Regions from separate parts of the Homo sapiens genome. Here region 2 is linked to region 1. The links are chromatin loops, found by intact Hi-C in ENCODE. Cell type or tissue: IMR-90. All regions are shown on one strand. Each heading gives the region's core, and the rest is flanking DNA. Links, peaks and the distances in the headings are about the cores only. Region 1 overlaps ABCD3 (ATP binding cassette subfamily D member 3). Region 2 holds the start of ARHGAP29-AS1 (ARHGAP29 antisense RNA 1).

What was found. A loop is a pair of places that touch in the nucleus more often than their neighbours do. Peaks named below come from ENCODE experiments on the same cell type or tissue, not always from the same donor. Only the 100,000 strongest peaks of a DNase experiment are listed, where the experiment ranks them.
Region 2: a loop joins it to region 1, with 5 times the contacts of the local background. A loop is called at or near these places in 7 of 110 quality-filtered maps.

Annotation. Positions count from the first base shown.
Region 1 is chr1:94,462,316-94,472,412 of GRCh38, reverse strand. ABCD3 (ATP binding cassette subfamily D member 3) reads right to left here. Exons shown (of 23, transcript NM_002858.4): 3 at 7,540-7,638; 4 at 4,406-4,494. Among named protein-coding and RNA genes, the nearest start is that of ABCD3, 49 kb to the right of the region's middle. In IMR-90, for the core only: no CTCF peak of the experiment used is centred there; no DNase peak of the experiment used is centred there.
Region 2 is chr1:94,241,951-94,252,047 of GRCh38, reverse strand. ARHGAP29-AS1 (ARHGAP29 antisense RNA 1) reads right to left here and starts at 4,180. Exons shown (of 4, transcript XR_002958338.2): 1 at 3,914-4,180; 2 at 2,529-2,635. It also overlaps a transcript of ARHGAP29 not described here. RefSeq lists silencers at 4,101-4,310, 4,331-4,420. In IMR-90, for the core only: no CTCF peak of the experiment used is centred there; no DNase peak of the experiment used is centred there; H3K4me3 peaks cover 1,632 bases; H3K27ac peaks cover 263 bases.

The DNA.
Region 1 (10,097 bases), core at 3,892-6,391:
GTTTATAGCAATAAGAATATTACAGACATTAAGCAATCAAGACAGTACAAAAGGTTCAGAGAATTTATGTTAAAATTGTTTGAACCAAACCTTACTTAAAACCAAAGTGCTTTAGTGCTGCCCAAGCTGTGAAACACACAAGAACATGCCATCATTCAGCAATGGTTTACCATTGGAGTAGCAGCTATAAATTTAAAAAATGGTTTCTTGAATAAAGCCTTATTTCTGCTTATTATTCCACTGCAAAAAAAATAATTAACAAAAAACAATTTTACAATAGCCCTAATCACTACAACTTCCAAATGTTTAAGAATCTTTATAAAAGAGAGTTTGGTAATTTTTAAATTCTGCTTGTAGCCAAATGGGTGAAAATAAAATATATTTTTATGATTAGATAAAGCAGCAACAAGGTATGAAGAATTTTCCTCCATGTCATGGAATTAGTATAGTTTCTACCTTAAAGAGGGTGTCTTTCCTATTAAGATTTGCCCATACTCCAAAGTCATTAGTCACCATCAACAAATAAGCTTAAAATATGAAAAGGATATTAAAATGAAGTACATTAAGGACCATAATAAGTCTCTTTGAGGCTTTCTTTAGCAGAAATACATGAATCTGGACTTACTTTAGAAAAGGCAAAAAGAGAAAATAAATAAATCAATTTGCACTGTAGCTTAAATACTGAGATGGAGATATATGTTAACTTTTCAAATAAAATTATCCTGTACGAATGTACAATATTTTAAAACTTTTTTTGAGATAAGGTCCAAATATTAAAGAATTTCATACACAGCAGAGGCTCAAAACTATTTAGGAGAAAGTTAACAACTTTAAAATGAGTGTTTTACAATTGGTGAATGTGGGTTAAGAATATAAGGAAGTTCCTTATGCTAATCTTTTTTTTTTTTTTTTTGTGAGACAGGATATCCCTAAGCTTAAGTGATCCTTCTGCTCAGCCTCCCGTGTAATTGAGACTGTAGGTATGTGCCACCACAGCCAGCTAACTTTTTTATATTTTGTAAAGACGAAGTCTCACTGTGTTGCCCAGGCTGGTCTTGAACTCTTGGCCTCAAGTGATCCTCTTGACTCAACTTCCCAAAGTGTTGGGATTACAGGTATGAGCCACCACACCCAGCCCCTTATTCTATTTTTCAACTTTTCTGTAAGTGTAAAGTATACCAAAATAATGGTTTTAAAAAATGGTTCAGAAACTCATACAAAAAATGAAAAACAATTTTTTAAAATTTCATAATTAAATTTTAAAACTGAGTACTACACACACGTGCACATGATTAGGGTCCCCCTACAAACACCCTTCAAGGGAGACCAGTTAACAAGCTCTCAACTCCAGCTTCTAGTAAGTGTTTAAGGCACTTACTTTTAAATATGAATTCACAGCCAAGAGTCACAGAATGCTTGAGGAAGGCCTCTAATGTGAATGACAACAGAATAACAAAAAATGCAGGGAGCTAAAAACACATTAAAAACTTAAATAGCTTCAGAGGTGAAAAAATACTGCATACTTAAAAGAATGATTGCTATAAAAATGAACATCCATATAGAAGATAACTTGGAAATAAAATTATAACAAATAAAAATTCACTGGATAATAAAGAAATTTCCTAGAAAATAAAATAAAATGGCAGAGACAAAAATAGAAGAGAAATTATAAGATAATCAGATCATCAGTCCAGAGGCTCCAACACTCAGCTAATAAGAATTCCAGAAAAAATGGAGGAATAATTTCTTTTTAAACACAAGAAAATTTCTCAAATGAAGAATAAGTTTCTAGATGGAAAAAGAGTTCACCTAGTGCCCAGCACAATGAACAAAAAAAAAAAATTCATACCAATGTTCAGTGAAATTTTCAAACATCCAGTAATACAACATCAACAATTTTTTAAAAAAAGATTGAGGGGGAGATTGAGGGAGGAACAAATCTCCAGCTATAGCTGAGCAATCGGAATGGCAAGAGGCCTCAATACCCACCCTGGAGCTGCACAACAGAATCCACTAGATGCTTCAAAAAGGTTTGATTAATTGAATCAGAATCTCTAGTGGTGGGGCCCAGACATTCATAATTCTTAAAATTCTCCAGATGATTCCAATCATTCTGCAGCCAAGGTTGAGACCCAGAACAGAGTGATGTTCTCAAAATTCTGAAGAAAAGTGAATTCCAACTTGGAATGCACAAACATAGCTAAATTATCAATCAAGTATGAGACTAGAAGAAAGACATTTTCAGATCTGCAAGGTCTCAAAAATTTATCTCCCTTCATCCTTACTCAGAAAAAGAGTGCATCTGCCAAAACGAGAAAGTAAACTGAGGAAGAGAAAAACAAAAAATCCAGAAACAGGTTATTTAATTCAGGATACAAAGATGAAAGAAATTCCCAAAATAATGATAAAAGCAAATTCAAACGTGATTGCTACTCAGTGGGCCTAAAATGCAACCAATCCTGATTAAAGCAAGAAGACCCAGCACTTTGGGAGGCCGAGGCGGGAGGACCACAAGGTCAGGAGGTCAAGACCATCCAGGCTAACACTGTGAAACCCTGTCTCTACTAAAAATACAAAAAATTAGCCAGGTGTGGTGGTGGCCACCTGTAGTCCCAGCTATTCAGGAGGCTGAGGCAGGAGAATGGCGTGAACCCAGGAGGCAGAGGTTGCAGTGAGCTGAGATCGCGCCGCTGCACTCCAGCCTGGGCAACAGAGCAAGACTCCATCTCAAAAAAAAAAAAAAAAAAAAGGCAAGAACACTGGAAACTACAAAACGTATAGGGCGGGGGTGGAAATAGAAAGATGAAGTTGATAGATTAGTTGGTGTCTGACCATATTACAATACTGAGAAGATTTCTCAGTATTGTCAAAAAGCTCAAACTGAATTAGGGGGAAGTAGGTTTAAAAAAAAAAAAAAAAAACTAATGTGCACAAATAACTGCCAATTTGTAAACACCAGGAAAAACAAAAAGTTGTATGGAAACGCAACTACCAAAGTATGCCATGTGGCTCAGCTGTAAGCAATAGTCAAAATCATGTAAACAATAAATTGTGATTTAACCAAAAATTATATAATTTTTATTATACATATAAAACATTGAGAAGATGAGCACGGAGGGAGTGTAAAAGAGCTAATTCTCACCTTCCAAAGTAGGAAATGAACACTTACACTCTTGAAACTGAGAAATCTATGAACAGTAATACAAGTATGCAATATGGAAACACAGACACAAAATAAGAGATGAAGCAGTAAAAAGAATAGGAAAAAAGACCGGCTCCACGTAATGACAGTTGTGAGTGAGAGGAGCCAAGGAATTCATGTGTTTTGTCATTAAGTCCTGCAGAACATCTGACATTAAGCTATGTTCATGTATTACTTTTAAAGTTACATTCATATATTACTTTGATTAAAATTAAAAGGCACAGGACTGACCACAGGTTTCAGGGAGACTTGGGTGGAATGTGAGGGCCTACATAATTTACCCATATTCAGAAGTATGTAATTCAAGGCTTTAATCCTTATACATACAAGATTTTTTACTGTCCTAGAGAAATGAGTCAGAGAGCATGGTCATAAAGCATTCTTCCTCTTCCTACAAATCTTTAAGAAGCAGATCAATAATCTAAGAGAAAAAAACCTTTATTCCAAAATGTTGGGGCATTTAACAATTTTAAGTACTGTCATTCAAAAAGTTATTTTAGATTAAATACTTTAAGGAATTTTCTGACAAAATACTGCATACCAGGAAATAAAATTCCTAGCAAAAATGTTTACTCTGACATTCTAATTGGTATTATGAAAAATAAATTCTTTATTAACAGATAAATGGTAAATTGTTATAACCCAAGATATCCCAACTGACATTTTTTACGTTTTTACATTCAAAATTAGCAATTGCAGTGATTAATAATATGTAGAAAGACTATAATGAAAAAATATAAAAAGCACTATCACCAGATGCAGAAAGAAATGTCTAAGAATTGTCTTCCCTTCTAATAAACATGCTCAACGTGATTCTTTGAAATGCTTTGAAATTTTCCTCCAAATTATCTCATTAATTTCAAAAATCCAACTTGGTGGTTTTTTAGAATTCCCATTACAGCACTTATTATGCTGCATTTTAATTTTCTGTCTACCTGTCTCTAACTCTTGATAAACTGTCAGCTCAGCAAGGCTTGGTACAGTTTCTCCTAGTTGCTGGCATATAGACCCCATCACAGTATAGCACATTGCCTGGCACATGGGAAACACTAAGTATTTTTTAAGTAAATGAACAAACACATAATTTGACTTGGGTTATCTTTTACCTAACTTAGAATCTATTTGTTGCTTATAAAGATAATGCATAAATATGAGACAAATTAGCATTTCATACATATAGGAGGAAGGTGATTGAAAAAGTACCTTTCAATTAGTGTCCCATTTTGAATCATCCAAACATCACAATATGTTCGAGACACCAGCATAACAGCAATAAGTACCAAGTAACCTGTCTAAAATAAACCAGGTATAGTAAATTAAATACATGCATTTTAGAAAGTTCAAAGAAATATTACCTTGGTAACAATTTTTGGTTTCCAAATCTAAAGCTTTATGTAAGTTTCAATATAGTTGGCTGACATTTTTTCTATAAGTAATTTTAAATATAGTTTAAAGGGAACGCAAGAATATTATATAAATGAAAAAAGCCTCATAGATTCATTTAATCTTTCTCATTCAGAATTCAAAAGTGAATCCTAGGCAGGTCAAAGGACTTGCCTTCATATACCTAGTCAAGGACAGAAGCTGGGAATGTAACTTAGATTACCTAGATCATAGTGTATTGTTGATTTTCTTATATTTTGACATATAACTTTAACAAAGAAAAATGACAGTAACTGCACATATACAGTTATACAACTAACCAAAATTGAAGCCTAAAATTTTGCCTAGGTAGAATAAATTTGGTTTAATTTGTTAGAAAAATTTATAATAGTGTCCATGCCCTCATAGGGCTTTCAATTTAGTTATGAAGGGAAGAGTTACACATAAAAAGTAGCAGACAAATTTAGGCAAACATATTTGTATCATTTCATGTCCTAAGCTGTGGGATGGGAAGGTTTGGGGTAGCAAAAGACAGTTATGGCATTAGAAATATGATAAACAGTAAAACAAAAAAGAGAATGAGGATTAAAGGTAAAAAAGATGAAGGATTTAATGGGGGAAAAAAGGGATTAAAATCATATGAACTATGGTACTGTACTGAGTTTACACACATAAAATTCTCGCAAGCTTCTCAGTAGAACAAAAAGTGATGTTAAAAAGTGATGTTTAAAGAATATTACTTAAGCAATGCTGTGCAAGACAGATTACGAAGCAGGGAAAGTCAAGATGCTGGGTGACTGGCTGGGAATCAGTTATCTTTCTGTGAGATGAGAATCCTGCCACCCCAACCCCAAGTACACATATTTAAAGCTGATCTTAAATTTTCTAAATTGGAACAATAAGACAGTGACATAGAAGTTAAAGTAAGGGAAGAAGGCCTGCAGAGGGTGGGAAGCTGGCCAAATTAGCCCCTTCTACCTCCCTTACTAATTCCCAGGGACTCATCCAATGTTTCAAATTTGTTTTACATTCATTGAACCCCTGCAATAGTTAAAATGAACATTAAGCTGTTAACTGATTGGAAGGTAACATATGCATCTTTCCAGAGAAGCTTGTATTTTAAATAAGGATTCTTCAAAGGCAGGACAATTAGTTATGCCTGAAGAGTCACTGGAAATATTCACAAAAAAGATAAGCATTAAGCAATTTTTAAAAACATATTTGTTTTTGTTGTGGGGACGTACAGGATGTCACAGACATGATGTTGTAAACAAATGAAAGGCTGAGGACATAGGGCCAGATCGTAAAACAATGATCTCCTAAGCAGATGGTATTAAAAGGAAGGCCAAAGTCAGGTTGTGATTTACCCTATAAGGAAAATGAAGTTACATGTTTTGATTAGGATTTTAAGAAAGAATACAAATTGGAAAAGGAAAAGAAGCAAAAAGACCAATTAAGATATAATAATCCAGGTAAGATATAGTGAGAACAGTAGGAATGTAAAGGGAGAGAATAATTTATAAGAAACTTTAGGATACTTAGAAAGAACATTTATAATATAAGGGAAGGAGCAGATCTTAAAAGTGTGTGATCCCATTTTTAAATTAAAATATATGCTTGCACACAGGATGACTATATATCAAAACGAGTAAGAGGCTGATAGGTGCCAAAAAATAAATCTAGCTGCATTTTCTAATTTTCTTCAAGGAACATGTATTACCTCTGTCTAATTAGGAAAAAACAAGTGTCATTACTTTTTTTAAAAAAAGAATTTCTCAAGGGCAGAATCATCAGGAGATGATGCCAAAGTGAGGGAAAGAGCAAATCCAGCATGATGAAGGAATGTACGTTTTCTTTGGGAACTGCAATGCTTTTGTAACAGTTAAGTATAGGAAAAATTAGCAGATCCCAGTGACCAAAAAGGGTGACAAGGGGAAGAGGAAGAGCTGAAGGTAATGATACTTCTAGTTACAGAATGAGAGAATGCTGAGGAAGATGGAGAATACGGCATTATTTTAATAATCATTAAAAATGTTTATCAAATAATGAAGATAATCTTGATAAAAAAGCAAAGGAACGAATTATACAACTATTCGTATAAGCAGCTCACTTCCTGAATGAAATAACTGATGAATCCAGATATCATTTTGCATATCTTAAAAATATTTAATCAAATATACTCCACACTAATGTGACTTGTTAACATCTCAATGTAATAAAAGGGTTTGTCTTTTGAAATTTAATCTAGTGTTTATCAACAGTATTTAACTATAACAAAGCAACACCATTTAGGGTAGCTGTATGGCAGTACCCTAGCATTTCACATAAAATAAAATGAAATAATACTTCAGAAACAAGAGAAAACTATTTAAAAACTGGCACTGAACAAGGTTTTTTGTATGACAGGTGATGATTTAAAGACAAAAATTTAGTAATCTTCTTGACCTACAGAGAAAACATTTGACCTATAGTATAACCAAAGTGTTATGATTTTACTGTTCTAATCTTACATAACCTTGAAAGTTGAACACTTAATAATTTAATTTGGGTATCTGTCTCCACCCAAATCTCATGTTGAAATGTAATCCCCAGTGTTGGAGGTGGGGCCTGGTGGGAGGTGTTTGGGTCATGGAGGCAGATCCCTCATGGCATGGTGCTGTCCTCCAGACAGTGAGTGAGTTCTCATGTATCTGGTTGTTTAAAAGTATGTGGCACCTCCTTGGCCCTTTGCTCCCTCTCTCACCATGTGAGACACTGGCTTCCCCCTTCACCTTCAGCTGTGATTGCCAGCTTCCTGAGGCCTCCCCGGAAGTGGAGGAGATGCTGTGCCATGCTTGTACAGCCTGCAGATCCAGGAGCCAATTAAATCTCTTTTCTTTATAAATTACCCAGCCTCAGGTATTTTATTAAAGAACGGCCCAATATACTTAAGATTATAATTTCATAAGACTTACCTCTTTACAAAATGTTCTAGGGACCATGATTTTCAGAATCTGTATGAGCCTTGAGAAAAACACCTTGTCCACCACAGCTCGCTCCTTTTTCCCCTCTTTCTGCATTAAAAAAAAGAAGCCCTTTTAAGATAGCTATAACAAACATATCATAAAATTAAAGAACCATGTTTCATCTAAGTCAACATAAACAGCTATCAAGATAAAAACTGAATTTACAAAACACAGACTTGCATACTTACACTGCTCCTCATATTCAAACATGTTTTTGAGAAAACAATGTTATCTAAAAACTGAATAAGGAAGTGAGTTCTGGAACCACACAATTATCTGGGTGAAGAAAACTGCAAGCAGAAGAAATAGCAACTGCAAAATACCAAGGTGAACACCTGCAACGTGCTTGAGGAAGAACAAAATGGCCAACCTGGCTGGAGCTGTGAGGAAGGTACCATCACAGAGGACGAGGTCAGAGAGACAGCTGAAAAAAGGTCAAGGGTTTACTGAGTTTTGTATTAGCCACTTCCTGATTAACACCATATTTAAAAAAAAAAAATCCTGAACAGAATTTTGCCTGATATTAAATAGAGGAAACTTTTGGATTCCTAGATTTACCATTTAACATTTCCAATATACAGTCTGTCAATTCACTCTCTCTTCCTCATAAAATTCAAAGACAGACAAGGTTCTTTCACTTATGCAGCTCACATTCTAGCGGGAGAAACATAGACAAAAAATAAACCAATAAATAAATTATTACAGACAGACTAGACAGGGTCATGAGGGGAAAAAAAAGAACAGTTCACACAGGATGGTCTGAAAAGTCTCTTGACATTTAAGCTTAGACATAAATAAAAAAAAGCCATGTGATTATTTAAAGTGGGTAGCAGAGGGGAGGGAGTGAAGCACAAGGAACAACGAGCACAAAAATACAGTGTTGGAAATAAAATCGGTGTGCACATTTCACAGCAAGATGGCAGTATTGCTGTAGCAAAGGGAACAAGAATGAGAGAAGTTTAAAAGGTAGGCAGGGCTTATAAAGGACAGAGCCTTGAAGCCACAGTAAAGATTGAGAGCTTACTGTGAGTGTAGAGGGATTTAAAAGAAGATAATCTTACCTCTCTCAAGAGTTTTTTCATTTTCACTAGCTCCATGAAAATGGAAGTACTAAACCATTTGCAAAGATAAGGAAACACGTGACGAGACTTACTACTCTTGGACTGTTTGGAAGGACAGGGGAAACTTCTTGGAAAAGGCAAGACACTCCAGAAAAACCCCAATTCCCTGACTAACCCTTTCCCCAACTCCATTATCACAGCTCACTTATCTGGCTAACTACTGTGCTCCTGACAAACAAATACCTGTTTGTATTAGTAGAGTAACGCTATTAGTTAGCTATAATGTAAATGTGCTTTGATTAAATAAATATCTAACTTGATGAGCCTTAAGTGAACTGTTTGGGTACTGAATTAGAATAATAATAACTACCAACTATGTGTCAGACACTGTGCTAAGGCTTTATAGACATAATCCTAAGAAATAAGCACTGAGTGCAGTGCAGAACTGTAGGCCAAAAAAGGAAGTCTGAAGGCACTGTGTTTATAGGGTTAGACTAGAAAGACTACAATAGGAGGAACTGGAAAAGAATCCACCTACCCTGCAACTGCTGGAACAGAGACTCAGCATTTCAGGTCTTTCAGACAAAGTTGCAAACCTCATCCTACTGAGTTACAGGCTCAGTCTACTTAATTCATACATGCTTACATTCATTCATTCAACAAACAACTACTTGATCCAAACCCTATTCCAAATGATAAGCACACAACAGCAAACAAAACAGACAAAAAGCCCCACTCACAGTCCAGTTAGTTGAACTAGCCTATTCTCCTCAAGCTAAACCTTACACATTCAACCTAATCTGTTTGTATTTTCCCCAAACCCAGAAAACATAGGAAGAAAAGAGTAAAGAAAAGGTGATACATATTAACTACCTTTTTAAAAAAAGAAGTTAAACTACTTGTTCTTCCTCCTATCGCCATCACCACTCCCTCCTCACTTCACCTTGCCTTACCTGTAGGCAACACCCTTCTCTATTGCTAGCTGGAACTTTAAGTGGCACAATCCTGAGGTGAAATGGACATCTGAGTTAAACAGAGGACCACCTGTTTCTAGCTACTCTAAAGAAATGATCTAAGACAAACAATGAGGAAAGTTAGAAAAAAAGAATTACAAGAGAGTAACGTTGAAACACTTTAAAATATTAGTTGCTAACTTGTATAAAATTCCTCCTCATTTTCTTCTGTTCCTATTGTCACTTTCCCTATCCTTAAACTGACTGAAACCTGATGGATTTTCATTACGTTTCAATCCATGAAAGGAACTAACTATATTCTTCCAAATTATCATTGTTTTCTGCAAAGGATCACCTGGACTGGGAGGCTGGCTCAGAAGGGCTGAATTCAAAGAGATGTCAGGAATCTTGATCACAGCAAAACTCTACCTGAAACCAATCTAAATAAGAGTAACTATAGAGGCAGTACATAATATTACTAGCCTTTCCTAAG
Region 2 (10,097 bases), core at 3,554-6,053, 220 kb after region 1:
TGTTATTTTCTTTAAATCTTTCATTCGTTGATGAATTCCAAGTACTTTTCCAGGGGCTGGAAACACAGTGGTGAACAAAGCAGGCAGAGTCCCTTCTTTCATAGAACTTAACATACCCATACTAGTAAGGGGACATTTAAAAAATCTGTAAATAAACCAATAAATCTATATCAAGTCAGTAGAGGGATAAGTGCAAAAATTAAAGCAGAGTAAGGAAGAAAGGGAGTATCAAAAAGGGGGATGCTGTTTTTATGGAGGAGTCAAGGAACATGTCAATAATCTGGACCATTTGAGGAGAGACCAGAAGGCAGCAAGGAAAAGGGAGCAAGGAACAAGTCACGTAGATGTATGGGAAAAGCCAATTCCAGGCAGAGGAAACAGCAAAGGCAAAAGTCCTGAGGCAAAAGGGACTTTGGGGTACCTGGGGAAGAGCAAGAAGGACAGAGACGCAGAGGTAGAATAAGAGGAGTCATTTCCTAATATCTTTTTCTAAGAGAAGTATGGTCAAACTTAACTTCATGTTAATGTCAATTTCCATGAAGTCCAGCAGAAATTCTTCATTGAACTTCTTCTGTGTCTCAGCTTTTCATTTATAAAATGGGTATGATAGGCCAGGCACGGTGGCTCACGCCTGTAATCCCAGCACTTTGGGGGGCCGAGACCATCCTAGCTAACACGGTGAAACCCCGCCTCTATTAAAAATACAATAAATTAGCCGGGCGTGGTGGTGGGCACCTATAGTCCCAGCTACTGGGAGGCTGAGGCAGGAGAATGGCGTGAACCCGGGAGGTGGAGCTTGCAGTAAGCCAAGATTGCGCCACTGCACTCCAGCCTGGGTGACAGAGCAAGACTTCCTCTCAAAAAAAAAAAAAAAAATGGGTATGATAATAGCACTTCATAGGTTATTGTGAGGACTGAATAATTTATGAAATGTAAAGTATAATTAAAAGTGTATCACTAGCACAATAACTAGACATTTATAGTTTACTAGCACGGAGTAAAGTATAAATGGCTAGTTATTATTACTACCACCATAATCTTTTTATTCACAGTAGTATCAATAATTGCATTTTTAAGGCTAATATTATTTTTGGCACTGATCATTAATTATTAGGGGAGTTACCTTATACATATTACTAAGACATCAGGTAGGGTTATGGTATGTGATGGCTCAAGCACAGAGGTTTATATCATCAAAATCTTATAAGAAAGTTTAAAACACATTAAAAATTGGAGTTCGAAATGTAGTAACTTAATTTGGACGTAACATGAGTATGATATCTTCATCTATATACTCAAATATTTCTTTATTTTTGTCAATCTTAGTTTCCTGTCCTTATGACAGCACAGAATTCTTGGATGTTGGTAATGTCTTTCACATTCATTTCCAGCATGAGGTCTGAATTGATTCCTTGTTTCTCAATTACACCCATCATGGAATCAAGATTAATAACCTGCTTGGTGAGTTTTGTCCACCTTGGAATCTGGAGGCTTTGTACTCACTGTGGCCTGTTAGACTCTGAGTCGTTCCTTTTACATGCCCCAGCAGTGAGGTCAAGGACAGCCGCAGTCCAGGGAGTCCAAGGACTGCCTGCCTTGGGGCCACCCGTGCAGGCTTCCATTACTTCTTCCCCTCTCCCAGGCATTATTCATCATGGTTGAGGAGAATCTAAGGGTGGATTTAAAATTCCCTGATATATCCCCTGTGCTCAGAACAATGTCTGGCACATTAGAGGTATTCAGTGAATATTTGTGGAATCAATAAAAATACAACAGACATGATGGACAATGTGGGTCCCTCCTAAACAGACTGCTGTTGAAGTGTGGCAGAGGGGAAGAGCACCTGTCCACTCTGCTCCCCTGTGGGGCTGGGCTCCCACCTCCACCACCCACATGGAACATGCACACTTGTGATCAGTCCCTTCACCTCAGGGAACAGGATATCTGGGATAGGCTTTGCTTTAGACATGAGGTTTTTGTGACCATCATATTTGGTTCTACTAGATACAACCAAGTTGAGTGCAGTTTGTGATTTAAAAAAAAAATCACACTGGAAGAATTTTTACTGCTGGGCCTACCATTCATGCCCTCAACATCCCTCCAGAAAATTCTTAGTGGGGGCCCATTCTGTATTAGATACAGACCTAACTAATGTAGTACTGTGGAACTTTCAATCTAATTAGCATAAACACTGCCAAAAACCATGGCACCAAAACCATAAGTGCCACAAGAATAGTATCCTATGTACAATATGATGTCAAATAGGATGACTAATTTTCTTTCTTTTTTTTTTTTTGAGATGGAGTTTCACTCTTGTTGACCAGGCTAGAGTGCAATGGCACAATCTCAGCTCACCACAACCTCTGCCTCCTGGGTTCAAGCGATTCTCTTGCCTCCGCCTCCCAAGAGCTGGGACTACAGGCATGCGCCACCACACCTGGCTAATTTTTTGTATTTTTACTAGAGATGGGGTTTCTCCATGCTGGTTAGGCTGGTCTTGAACTCCCGACCTCAAGTGATCCACCCACCTCGGCCTCCCAAAGTGCTGGGATTGCAGGCGTGAGCCACCGCGCCCGGTGGATGACTAATTTTCACTGGAGCGAACAGAAAGGCTTCAGAGCAGAGGCAGGATTCTCTATCATGGAAGGAATGAAAAATATTTCAATAAGCAGAGTGGATATGTGTTAATATATACTGTAATTATAAAATAACAATACCACATCATCTGTCATACATGCTTCATTATTAATGCACTATCCAGTTATGCCTTTGATTTCTTGTTTGTGTGTCTGTTAGTCCTCGTCCTCCAAAACCATGATCATGAGCCACTTTAGTGAAGAAACATTTATAGGTAAAAAACCTAGTTGGCTTATAAGATGATTCAGGGCACATGCTGAGTCAGTGTTAGAGGATTTGGTGGAGATATTGCCCCTTATTTTTTAGTTTCTTTGCCAAACACAGCCATTTATCCCACATAGCAGATGTTTGACATTCACCCTTTCTCAGTTAATAATCATATTTACTTATAAAAATGACCCAGGTGTGGTAGCTCATGCCTCTAATCCCAGCACTTTGGGAGGATGAGGCAGGAGGATCCCTTGAGGCCAGGAGTTTGAGACCAGCCTGGGCAACATGGCGAAGACTCCATCTCCACAAAACATAAAAATAAACAACAGAGCTAGCTGGGTGTGGTGACACAAGCCTGTAGTCCCAGCTACTCAGGAGGCTGAGATGGGAGTATTCCTTTAGTCCAGGAGTTCAAGGCTTCAGTGAGCTATGACTGTGCCACTGCACTCCAGCCTGAGCACAGAGCAAGGCCCTGTCTCTCTCTAAAACAAAACAAAACAAAACAAAAACATCTTCCTTTGACAATGTTTTCAAATATATTTCTCCTAACGAAGAAGGGTGAAGAATATGACAGATATTTAATCTTTTTGAAAAATATTTAAAGGGAAGATGCCATTAAGTGATTTTTCCAAATTCCCTTTCCATAATTTTACCCATTAATCAGCTAATATTCATGGAGTGCTTATGTGTCAGCACAGGTGACAGGAAAGGTATTCTTAGTAGAGTTGGTAAGTGTTACTAATATATATTATATATAAATGCAGTGTTTTGTTTTCCTCCATACATGATATGATGTGTGATCCAACATCTAGATAAATGTTTTATTTTGGTTGCGGCTTCCTCCACCGTGTTGATCAGTCCCATGACTGAAGGAGCACTTAATGGTAAGAAGCAGGTAGCGTGGTTAGGGGACATGCGATCAACTAGCATCTACTGAGCACCTGCCATGTGTCGGGGACTGTATAATAGCTGATGTTTTGAGTAATTTATTTGGTTTGCTGAAAGTGACAATCAGTTGAAGACAGAAAAGAGTGGGGGGAGTTTTAAAGTTAAGCACAAAACGTACTTTTGTTTTGAATGGGAGAAGAAGGGTGGAGGAAGACGGCCGACAAAACAAGTTGAACACCTGAGTCTTGACTGGAAGGAATTCAAAGTGCCCACCTGAGAAATGTCTAATTAAACAAGGACAGAGAACCTGCTCCCTGCAGGAGGGTACAAAAAGTCACTTTTCCTCTAAGTCGCTCTGCCCGCCCTGCTGCAAGTCAAAAGGGCGACCGACGCGGCCGCGGTTGGGACAACTTCAGGCCGGGCGCAGCTGACCGCCGCGTTCTGCGCGCGAGCGAGCAGCCGCCCCAACCTGCCGCGGTCGCCGACCCCGCCCCCCGGGAGCGCGGGCCAGGCCAATGGGCTGGGCTCCAAGGGGCGGGGCAGGCGGCCGGCGCAGCCGTGGCGGTAGCTGCAAAGGCGGCGGCCGCTGTGGTGGTGGTGGTGGTGGTGTCTGTGGCTGCGGCTGCCACTTGGCCGGGCGTCTGCGGGCCGTGGGGGATGGGGGCGGCGAGCTCCAGCCCTCGGCGGTGGCGGCGGCCGTAGGTGTGGGGCGGCCGTCCGCGTCCGGGACGCGGGATGGAGCGCCGTGGTGAGTGTGAGGAGGTGGCGCTCGCTTCGGCCGCGGCGGTGGTGGCTCCGGGCTGGGGTCGCCCGCGCGGGCGCCGGCTAGTTGCCGTCCAGGGTCCGGCAGGGGCTAGGGGCGCGCCCGGCGAGGCAGGCGCGGACGAGCGAGAGGACGCGGGCGGGCGCTGCCGGTACGCCGCGGACCCCGGGTGCGCGCTCTGAGTTGTGTGACGCCGGCGGGCAGCAGGGGAGAAGCTGGCCGGGTGGACTTTCCTCCCCTTACAGGACTCCCCGAGCGTGTCTCAGCCCCGCTCCCTTTGCTAGCCACCAGCCCTCATCGCCTCACTGCGGAATTCAGGGGCTCCTTTACCCTTACCCCATTGGTTTTCTTCACCGGGTCTCAAGTCCGTCTTTCTTACTGGGGATGCTTTTTGGAAGTTTGGTGACGTTTTCTGAAATTTCAGTCTGACACATGCAAAGGCTGAGTAAAACAGACATCTCATGTTCCATATTTACTTTTTCTTATTGCACTTCACCTCACCTAGACCCTGGCTATTTATTACTTTGGGGGAGGGAGATCTAAGGTTGTAAAACACCGTCTTGCGCATTCTCACCGTGTGCCCCTTCTGGAGCGTCTCTGTCGTTCCCTCCCACCCTACTCCTCCCCTTCTCTCTCCCCACTCATTACTGCCTGGTCTCGCCCTTCCACCTTTTCCCAGCCATGGCTCTAGGGCAAGTCGTGTGCTCTGCAAAATAGGAAGGGACAAGCTGGGAGATTGCACCTACCACCTAGAGAGCGGACCCCTGTGCGTTTGTTTCACTAGGTGTCCCAGGACCCGGTCTGTGATAGAAACCCGGTGTTCCCAGGGAGGATCTTGCCTTGGTTTAAACAGAGCAGCCAAGGACGTTCCTCCCTTGTCTTTCAGCCCCTCTGATTTGTCCTAGTTTATCTCACCTTTTCACCACCACCACCCCTCTTTAAAAACCAAGGGTGGCGTTCCACATTGTTTTTTTTGGATCTTTGACATCCTCTGTTTTCTAAAGATGGATCTTTTTTGGGCGGGGGATGGAGGGGTTGGCGGGGGGAAGGGGAATGTTAGGAGATGTTTTATGAAAGTTCTAAGTACCTTTTTGTTCTACATTTACCTTTTTCTTTATTAATCTTTGGGAATTAGCTTCGCTTCCTCCTCATTCAGTTTGGGAGAGGAGATTCCCCTTTCAAGAAAAATACTTCAAAATTAGATATGAAAGTGAATATTCAGAATGAGTGAATCACAACAAAATTATGGGAGTCTTGGAGATTAGGTCCCTTTCTGTAGTGATTTCTTTACGCAGTTTGCCAGAAATGCTTATTTCAAAATGCCTCCTTGTTACAGGAACTGTGTAAGTAAGCAACCCTGATGCTTAAGCTTCATGAGCTTTACAGTATGTATACAGTTCTTGTCTGATGATTCTGAGAAGAGTTTAAGAGTGAACTTGAAGAAAATAGAATAGACCTGAGTAGAAAATGTTTTAGTCCCCAATTTGGCAGGAAATAGAACTTTGGCTGAGATGTAGAAAAGCGCTGCCCAAGAATGTATAGTGGTTGGTCATTACTGCTCCCCTTACCTCCTTAAAATAGTGTATCTACCTCAGTTGTAAGCACCTTCACTTCCTCACATGTAAAGGCTCTTGACCTAGGAACATGGGCTTTTATAGCCACTGCTCTTGGTCCCGGGGGTTAGTATAACCACATTGAACAAAGTTCATGCCCAGAAGTCACCCTAAAGAATTTTCATTCTCGTGTCACTTATTCATTCAGCATTCACTAAGAAAATTTAGTCTGATCCCATTTTGTGGTAGACAGTCCTGTAGAACCTTTGCATCTTCGGTAGCAATAGACAATATTGATGGGGCCCAAGGTATAATATCGTGAGTTTCCCAAGTATGTTGAATATCCTATGGGAAAGTAAAGGGATGCTTTATTTTTAGTGGAGGAAATGAAAGGCTTCTCGCAATTTCCCCCACACCTACACCACCACTGCATTCCTAGGCAACGAAATTCTTTTGTCATTTAAGATTAGGTTCATATTCTCTAGAATTTTATGTAAATGGAATCATACCAAAGATATACAGTGTGTGTGTGCCTGGCTTCTTTCATTTAGCTTAATGCTTTTGAGATTCATCTATGATTTTTTCCTATGTCATGGATATGTAATGTTAAATAGTATTCCATCGTAAGGCTGTACCACAGTTTGTTTATCTGTTGATGGAGTTTGGGTTGTTTTGTTTTTGACTATCATGAAAAAAATTGCTATGCATTTGTATACAAGTTTAGGGGTGAATATATGTTTTCATTTCTTTTGGATGCATACAAAAGGAGAATTACTGGGTTGTATGTTAAATGTACATTTCCTGTGTAAGAAACTGCCAGGCTGTTTCACAAAGTGATTGTATACCTTGTATGTAGAAGCATGTATTACAGTTACAGTTGCCCTACATCCTCACCAACACTTAGTATTTCAGTCTAGCTGAAATTAAAATTTCTTCTGACTATTCAGTGGTATCTCATAGAAGTTGAAATTTGCATTTCCCTGATACTAATGGTATTGAGCAATATTTCATGTGCTTATTGCCCAGTTGTGTATCTTCTTTTGTGCAGCATATGTTCACTTCATTACTCATTATTTTATTGGATTGTTGTTTTATTTTTATTGAATTGTAAGAGTTCCTGATATATTTGGTTACAAATTCTTTGTCAGATATTTTCTCCCAATTTGTGGCTTGTGTTTTATTTCAACACTGTCTCTCAAAGAGCAGAAGTTTTAAATTTTTTTGTTCAATTGTTTGTTGTTAGTGTATAGAAATAAAATTGATTATAGTGTATTAACTTTGTATTCTGTGACCTTGCTATATTCATTTATTAGATGTAGTAGCTTATAGGCTTCTTAAGATTTTTTTTTAAGTCCCCAACCCACCATCTCTGAGTATTTTACTTCTTTCTTTTTAAATGTGAATGCATTTTATTTCTTTCTCTTGTCTTACTGTACTGGCTAAGACCCTCAGTAACAATATTAATCCTGATCTTAAGGAGAAAACCTGTCGGTTTTTTTTGTAGATGCCCTTTATCAGATAGAAGAAATTATCTTCTATTCCTACGTTGTTGACTGTTTTAATCATGAATGGCCATGGAATTTTGTCAGATGCTTTTTCTGCATCTTTTGAGATGATCACATGGTTTTTTTCTAGTGAATGTTAAACTAAGCTTGCATTCCTTGGACAGACCCTTCTTGGGCATTATGTATTATCCTTTTTATATATTGTTGGATTTGACTTGCTAATACTGTGTTAAGAAATTTGTTTTTTGTGTGTGTTTTTGTTTTTTTTGTGTGTGGTTTTTTTTTTTGGTAATGTCTTTGTCTGGTTTTGGTATCAGGGTAATGCTGGCCTCATAGAATGAGTTGGGAAGTGTTCTTGTCTCCTGTATTTTCCAAGAGTTTGTATAGGATTATTTTATCTGGTTCAGTGAATTTTATCAGTGAAGCTCATGTAGATGTAGTTTTCTTTGTGGGAAATTTTAAATAATGAATTCAGTTATTTAATACATGTAGTGCTATTAACATTTTCTGTTTCTTGTGTCAGGGTTAGTAATCTGTGTCTTTCAAAGAATTTTTCCATTTCATCTGAGTTGTTAAGTTTATTGGCAAAGTTTTTTGTAACATTCCCTTGTATCCTTTTATCCTTGTGTCTGTAGGGTCTGTACTGATGTCGTTTCTTCCATTCATATTAGTGATTTGTGTTTTCTCTATTTCTCGATCAGCCTAGCTAGATATTTATCAATTTAATCTTTTCAAAGAACCAGCTTTTGGTTATATTGATTTTTTTCTGTTTTCTGTTTTCTAAATCACTGATTTCTGTTCTTATCATTATTTACTTCCTTCTGCTTACTTTGGGTATAATTTGCTCTTTGTTTTCTAGCTTCTTAAAGTGGAAGCTTAGATATTGACTTTAGACCCTTCTCTTTTACAATAAAGCATCTAAAACTGTGTATTTTATCTAACCATGACTTTTACTTTGTAATCTCCACATTTTGAAATGGGTTTTCATTTTCATTCAGTTCAAAATATATTAAAATTTCCCTTGTGGAAATTTGACCCATTGGTTATTTTAAAGTTATATTTTATAATTTACAAATATTTGGGGATTTCCTGACTATCTTTCTGTTACTAGTTTCAAATTTAATTTTGTTTTGATCAGAGGACATACACTGTGTGATTTCAGTCCTCTTAAGTTCATTGGGACTTCTTTTTATCCCATATATGGCCTATCTTATGAATATTCCATATACATTTGAAATGAATGCATATTCTGCTGTTTTTTGGTGGAATTTTCTGTAAATGTCTATCAGGTCAAGTTGATTGATAGTGCTATTCAAGTATTCTATGTCCTTAATGATCCTTAATGATTTTCTGTTATTCTATCAATTACTGAGAGAAGAGTGCTGAAATCTTAACTGTCATTGGGGATTTGTCTATTTTTTCCATACATTTCTCTCAGTTTTTTTCTCATACTCTGGACCTCTATTTTTGGTACAGATACCTTCAGGATTGTTGTCATTATGATGAAATGACTCACTTATCATTATGAAATGTTGCTTTTTATCCTTGGTAAAATTCTTTGATACCTATATTATAGAGCTACTTTGGCTTTCTTATGATTAATATTTGCATGGTGTGTCTTTTTCTGTTGTTTTACTTTCCATGTATCTGTGTCATTATATTTCAAGTCTGTGTTTTAATAGGAAAAATATAGTTGGGTCTTACTTTTTTACTCACTCTGAGAATCTCTGCCTTTTTATTGGGCTGTTTATATTATTTATATTTAATGTAATTATTGGTATGATTGGGTTTAAGTCTGTTACTTTGCTGTTTGTTTTTTTATTTGTTCCATTTGTTGTTTCCTTTTTCTTCTTGTCCTGCCTTTTTTTTTTTTTTGATTTTTTGAAATTCTATTTATGCCCACTATTGGCTTAATTAACTTTATCTCTGGAGATTTTAGTATATATTTTTAACTTACAGTATACCTTCAAATAGTATTACACTACTTTACCTATAATGTAAGAACCTTACTGTATACTTTCATTTCCTCCTCCTTTACGCTATTGTCATAGATTTTGCTTCTGTATATGTTATAAATGCCACAACATATTGTTACTACTTTGTTTTAAACATCAGCTTTTAAAAAAATTATAAAATGTGCCTGTTTTGAAGCTTTGTTGGGGTGTGGCTAGAGTATAGTTTTCACTAAAGCTAGGTTAGATGTACTATGAGGCATGCCCTGGGGTCTCCCTGGGGTGTTCAGTAGGTCTCTCTACTCTGGCTGATGAAAATGTGGAGTTCTTCCAGCCCTGTGGGAAACCTGGGAATCGTCCATCTATAGCTTTCTGGAAATTATTTGCCAATCCTTGTTGTGTTTTGCTGTATACATGTGCATCTTGGTGTTCAGCAAGATAATTAAGAAATTCCCTATGCAAATTTCTGGAGCTCTTTCTTTTTCTACATCCTTAGTCTCTGGTACTCTGTCCTACAGATTCTGGCAACTCCAATCTCCTGGAACCATGATCTCTGTCTCTTCAAGTTGTCAAGGGTGCTATGGTCAAG